Linked DNA regions of Homo sapiens: region 1 is linked to region 2. Evidence: read pairs that join two places in POLR2A ChIA-PET (ENCODE). Cell type or tissue: A673. All regions are shown on one strand. Each heading gives the region's core, and the rest is flanking DNA. Links, peaks and the distances in the headings are about the cores only.

Region 1 (2,911 bases), core at 311-2,810, 54 kb after region 2:
CTCTGTCCCACAACTCCCTTAACACTTTGTCAGCTTTTTATGTATCAGAAAATAGTCCACTCGGCCAGGCATGGTGGCTCACGCCTGTAATCCCAACACTTTGGGAGACCGCGGTGACCGGATCACTTGAGGTCAGGAGTTCAAGATCAGCCTGGCCAACATGGTGAAACCCCATCTCTACTAAAAAAAAATACAAAAGTAGCTGGGTGTGGTGGTGGGTGCCTGTAATCACAGCTGCTCGGGAGGCGAGGCAGGAGAATTGTTTGAACCTGGGAGGCAGAAGTTGCAGTGAGCTGAGATAGCGCTACCGCACTCCAGCCTGGGCGATGGAGTGAGACTCTGTCTCAGTAAATAAACAAATAAATAAATAAATAAATAAACGAATGAATAAATAAAATAGAAAAGAAAGAAAATAGTCCACTCAATTAGACAAAAGCCATAGCCACGATTATTTTAGAGCTGGTCCTCCCTCTACTTTGGGCAGCATGTCAGACAGCTGTGGGACAATGACTTTAAGATTCTTAGAAACACCTTTTTCTAGCTGATGGGGCTATTTGGCACCATCTTAAATCTCTTTGAGGTCTTAAAGAGTCTTACAGCCTCAAACTTAATTTGATCTTTACCCTAAAGCTATTTCTTTGCAACCGTTTTGTGTAGTAGAGAGACTAGAAATCTGACATTTTATTTTACAACCCAGCACATCCCAGCCCCTCTGTGTGTTTCTTTTAAATTCTGTTTGCAAACTGAATAGTTCCTCCTTTGGAAGCTTATGGTTAAAGCTTCTTAAAAAAGACAATTTACCATTCTACCTGGAAATTTCTTTAGCTGGATTAACAAGTTAATTAGGTATGTTTCCTTATTTATTTATTTATTTTTTTGAGACGGAGTCTCTCTCTATTGCCCAGGCTGGAGTGCAGTGGCACAATCTCACTTCACTGCAACCTCCACTTCCCAGGTTCAAGCAATTCCCCTGCCACCCGAGCAGCTGGGATTATGGCATGCACCACCTCACCCAGCTAATTTTTGTATTTTTAGTAGAGACAGGGTTTCACAGGCTGGTCTCGAACTCCTGACCTCAAGTGATCCGCCCACCTCAGCCTCCCCAAGTGCTGGGATTACAGGTTTGAGCCACGGTGCCAGGCCCACTAGGTATGTTTCCGATCGGTGACTACAGATGACAGTTTTGCAGCACTACTTCCACTACTCCAATTCTCCCCTCCACTCATTGTTTCAGTGCTGCGACACACAACGCTGCGACGCACAAGCCACTGTCCCTCCAGCCTCCGGCAGCCGTTGCCTCCTGGACCCTCTGGACTGCACCAACAACCTCCTTGCCACCCTTCTAGCCTCCGTTTGCCACGTAGTCCAAAGCCAAATCTGCATGCTTTGTTTTATTACAGCACTCTCTTCTCCTGGGTACCAACTGCTGTCTGTAATCTATTGCTGCATAACACATCACCCCAAAACTTTTAGTCTTAAAATAATATCAGTTTATTGTTTCTCTCAATTCCATAGGTCAGCTGGAAGGTCCTCTGCTGGCATCACCAGGGCCCAGAGAAGTGGCTGCAATTAACGATAAGGTCAGCTGGCCTGGAACACCCAAGATGGTCTCATTCCCATGCCTGACAGTAGGTGCTGCCTAGCAGCAGGAGTGCCTCAGTTTCCCTCCACAAGGCCTTTCATATTCCATTAAGCTAGACTGGCTTCCTTACAAGGCAGTCCCAAGGCAGTGTGCCAAGAGAGCAAGCCTTAATGGGTAAGTATTTATCCAGTCTTTGCTTGTGTCGTGTGTGCATTGCTTTAAGTCACATGGCAGAGTCAGAGTCCCTGTGGGAGGGGAACACAGAAGAGCATGCATACCAAGAGGTGTGACTCATTGGGGACCATCACTGTGACAGTCTACCATACCAGGGCTCCACATAGAATGGGTCTTTTCTTCCTTTGGGCTCCCATAACTCTCTGAAGCTCTATTAAAAAGCACTCAACAGTCAGGCATGGTGGCTCACACCTGTAATCCCGCACTCTGGGAGGTAGGGGCAGGAGGATTGCTTGAGCCCAGGAGTTCAAGCCTGGGCAAAACAGTGAGACCCTGTCTATACAAAAAATATTTAACAATTAGCCAGACATGGTGGTGCACACCTGTGATCCCAGCTACATGGGAGGCTGAGGTGACAGAATTGCTTGAACTCAGAAGGTCAAGGCTGCAGTGAACTGTGTTCGCTCCACTGCACTCCAGCCTGGGTGAAGAGTGAGACCCTGTCTCCAAAAAAAAAAAAACAAAAAAAAACATAGTCTCTTGAAAATTATCAGTTCCATATAACTCACTTGCCATCTTTAAGCTGCTGCTTTTTTTTTTTTTTTTGAGACAAGGTCTTGCTCTGTCACCCAGGCTGGAGTACAGTGGCACAATCATGGCTTATTGCAACCTCAAACTCCTAGCTCATGTGATCCTCCTGCCTCATCCTCCCAAGTGGCTGGGACTACAGGCGCATGCAACCGCACCTGGCTAATTTATTTTTATATTTATTTTGTAGAGACAGGGTTTCATCATGTTGCCCATGCTGGTCTCAAACTCCTGGCCTCAAGCGATCTTCCCACCTGAGCCTCCCAAAGTGCTGGGATTGCAGGCGTGAGCCACCATGCCTGGCCTTTAAGCTTCTTTAAGCAGAAATGTCCAGGTCTATTTTTAATCCTATCTTCTATTTCATAGCCTAGTATGGGGCAGATATTCATACAATTTTTTTTTTCTTTTGAGATGGAGTCTTGCTCTGTCACCAGGCTGTGAGTGCAGTGGCGTGATCTCGGCTGACTGCGACCTCCGACTCCCTGGTTCAAGCGATTTTCCTGCCTCAGTCTCCCAAGTAGCTGGGATTACAGGCACACGCCACCACACCCAGCTAATTTTTTTTTT
Region 2 (2,911 bases), core at 296-2,795:
AGGACTACTGACCTTTTGAGAAATGAGTATTGCAAATAATGAAAAATGTTTAGTGACTTTATTATTCTTAATTTAAAAACATTAAGAAAAATGGCATGCATTTTCTTAGGGTTTAGTGGGTTAATTTTTTTTTAATTAAATGCTTTAGAACATCTTAACAGTTATTTGCTCCTTTAAACTCAACCAGTTACTAGAAGAGTCCACATCTTGTTGAATTATTAGTAACTCTAATAGCTTTCAAAGTATTGTTCAGGACAGAAGGCAGATTTGTTTCAGACATGATGATTTTATGGTATGAAAATCATTGGTTTCAGCCAGGCGTGGTGGCTCACGCCTGTAATCCCAGCACTTTGGGAGGCCGAGGTGGGTGGATCACTTGAAGTCAGGAGTTCGAGACCATCCTGGCCAACATGGTGAAACCCCATCTTTACTAAAAATACAAAAAAATTAGCTGGGTGTGGTGGCAGGCACCTGTAATCCCAGCTACTCGGGAGGCTGAGCCACAAGAATCACTTGAACCCAGGAGGCAGAGGTTACAGTGAGCTGAGATTCTGCCACTGCACTCCAGCCTGGGTGACAGAGTGAGACTGTCTCAAAAAAAAAAAAAAAAAAAAAAGAAGGAAATCAATGGTTTCAAACCTGATAGACATCAGAATCTCACAAGTAGCTTTTTAGAAACTTTTTTTTTTTTTTTTTTTGAGCTGGAGGCTCCCTCTGGAGTCACTGTGTTGGCCAGGCTTTTTCAGGCTGGGTGCTGTGGCTCATGCCTGTAATCCCAGCACTTTGGGAGGCCGAGGCAGGTATATCACAAGAGGTCAGGAGTTCAAGACTAGCCTAGCCAACATGGTGAAACCCCATCTCTACTAAAAATACAAAAGTTAGCCAGACGTGGTGACCCACACCTGTAATCCCAGCTACTCGGGTGGCAGACGCACAAGAATCACTTGAACCCAGGAGACTGAGGTTGCAGTGAGCCGAGATCACACCACTACACTCCAGCCTGGGAGACAGAGCAAGACCCTATCTAAAAAAAAAAAAAAAGACTTCCTAGGGTCTTGGGGGTTCTGATTTGTAATTTTTTGGGATAGGACCCAGAGCATATATATTTTAAAATTGCGCAAGTAAATATAATACCAGCCAGAGATGAGAATGGCTGGCAAACATTATGTACATACTCCTTTATGTGTATGGGCATGGTGGGGGCTCCTATAGATCACACATTGTCTTCCTTCCAGTGCTGTCTAGAAGCCTGTGTAATTTGAGATAATCCAGCCCAAGTGTGTGTGTGTGTGTGTGTGTGTGTGTGTGTGTGTGTGTGTGTGGAACAGAGAAGAGCAAGTATTTTCCCCTGGACCTTGGTAGTAAAGCTAAGAACTAAAAGACAGTAGTGGTATGGGTGGCTGGCTTGCTTGCTTTTCTCTTCTTTCTCAAACATAAATACACTTTTTAAAAATGCAAATACCATAGAAAACTTTGTATCATAATAAGCACTTGTAATAGTGGCATTAGGAGGGAGTTGAGATAGGAAAAGAGGTGTGGGGATTTGGGGTGAGAGTGGAAGCAGTCGTCTTTGGCACCAATAGAAAAAGTGGATGCAAGGACCCTAGAGACAAACTAGTATTGCTGTCTCCAAGGTTTGGCCTCTCGGCCATAGACCACCCATGTTTGTCACAGGTACTGTAGTGTTCATCTGTTTTTAAAATGTGAGGGCTAATGAAGTTTTGTTATTCTTACAAATGAAAACTAAGCTCTGTTGTTTTTTTCCCCTCTACTTCTTTCAGATCCCGGTCTCCAGAATCTCCCCCATGCCGTTTCATCCATCGCAGGTCTCTCCCAGGGCTCGTTTTCCAGTCTCCATCACTAGTCCTAACAGAACAGGAGCCAGAACTCTTGCAGACATCAAAGCAAAAGCCCAACTGGTCAAAGCACAGAGGGCAGCAGCTGCCGCTGCCGCCGCAGCTGCTGCAGCCGCCTCAGTTGGAGGGACCATTCCAGGACCTGGCCCAGGGGGTGGACAAGGTCCAGGAGAGGGTGGTGAAGGGCAGACTGCTAGAGGAGGCAGTCCAGGCTCAGACAGAGTCAGTGAAACTGGAAAGGGCCCCACACTGGAACTGGCAGGAACTGGAAGCAGGGGAGGTACGAGAGAGCTTTTACCCTGTGGTCCAGAGACTCAGCCCCAGTCTGAGACCAAGACCACCCCAAGCCAGGCACAGCCTCATAGTGTCTCTGGAGCACAACTACAGCAAACCCCCCCAGTGCCTCCAACACCTGCCGTCAGTGGAGCATGCACAAGTGTCCCATCACCAGCCCACATAGAGAAATTGGATAATGAAAAACTGAACCCCACCAGAGCAACAGCCACAGTGGCCTCTGTCAGCCATCCACAAGGGCCCAGTAGTTGCAGACAGGAGAAAGCACCTTCTCCAACAGGTCCTGCTCTAATCTCAGGTGCCTCACCTGTTCATTGTGCAGCTGATGGCACAGTTGAGCTCAAAGCAGGTCCTAGTAAGAATATACCTAACCCTTCAGCCTCATCAAAGACAGATGCTAGTGTGCCAGTGGCTGTAACTCCCTCCCCTTTAACATCTTTATTGACCACAGCCACTTTAGAAAAGCTTCCTGTACCCCAGGTCAGTGCAACTACAGCACCTGCTGGATCAGCTCCACCCTCGAGCACTTTGCCAGCAGCTTCTAGCCTTAAAACCCCAGGAACTTCTTTAAACATGAATGGACCCACTTTAAGACCAACCTCTAGTATCCCTGCTAATAATCCTTTAGTGACTCAGCTGCTTCAAGGCAAAGATGTTCCCATGGAGCAAATTCTGCCTAAACCTCTCACCAAAGTTGAAATGAAAACGGTTCCACTGACTGCAAAAGAGGAAAGGGGGATGGGAGCGCTCATAGCTACCAA

What was found. ChIA-PET counts read pairs that join two places held together with the same protein. Peaks named below come from ENCODE experiments on the same cell type or tissue, not always from the same donor. Only the 100,000 strongest peaks of a DNase experiment are listed, where the experiment ranks them.
Region 1: POLR2A ChIA-PET joins it to region 2 with 5 read pairs; 5 of 35 experiments call an interaction of 5 or more read pairs at or near these places.

What each region holds. Positions count from the first base shown.
Region 1 is chr2:25,689,145-25,692,055 of GRCh38, reverse strand. No RefSeq gene overlaps it. Among named protein-coding and RNA genes, the nearest start is that of DTNB, 17 kb to the right of the region's middle. RefSeq lists an enhancer at 1,682-1,976. In A673, for the core only: no CTCF peak of the experiment used is centred there; a DNase peak (open chromatin) is centred at 1,815.
Region 2 is chr2:25,743,347-25,746,257 of GRCh38, reverse strand. It overlaps ASXL2 (ASXL transcriptional regulator 2), which reads left to right. Exons shown (of 13, transcript NM_018263.6): 13 at 1,782-2,911. Among named protein-coding and RNA genes, the nearest start is that of DTNB, 71 kb to the right of the region's middle. RefSeq lists an enhancer at 2,085-2,585. In A673, for the core only: no CTCF peak of the experiment used is centred there; no DNase peak of the experiment used is centred there.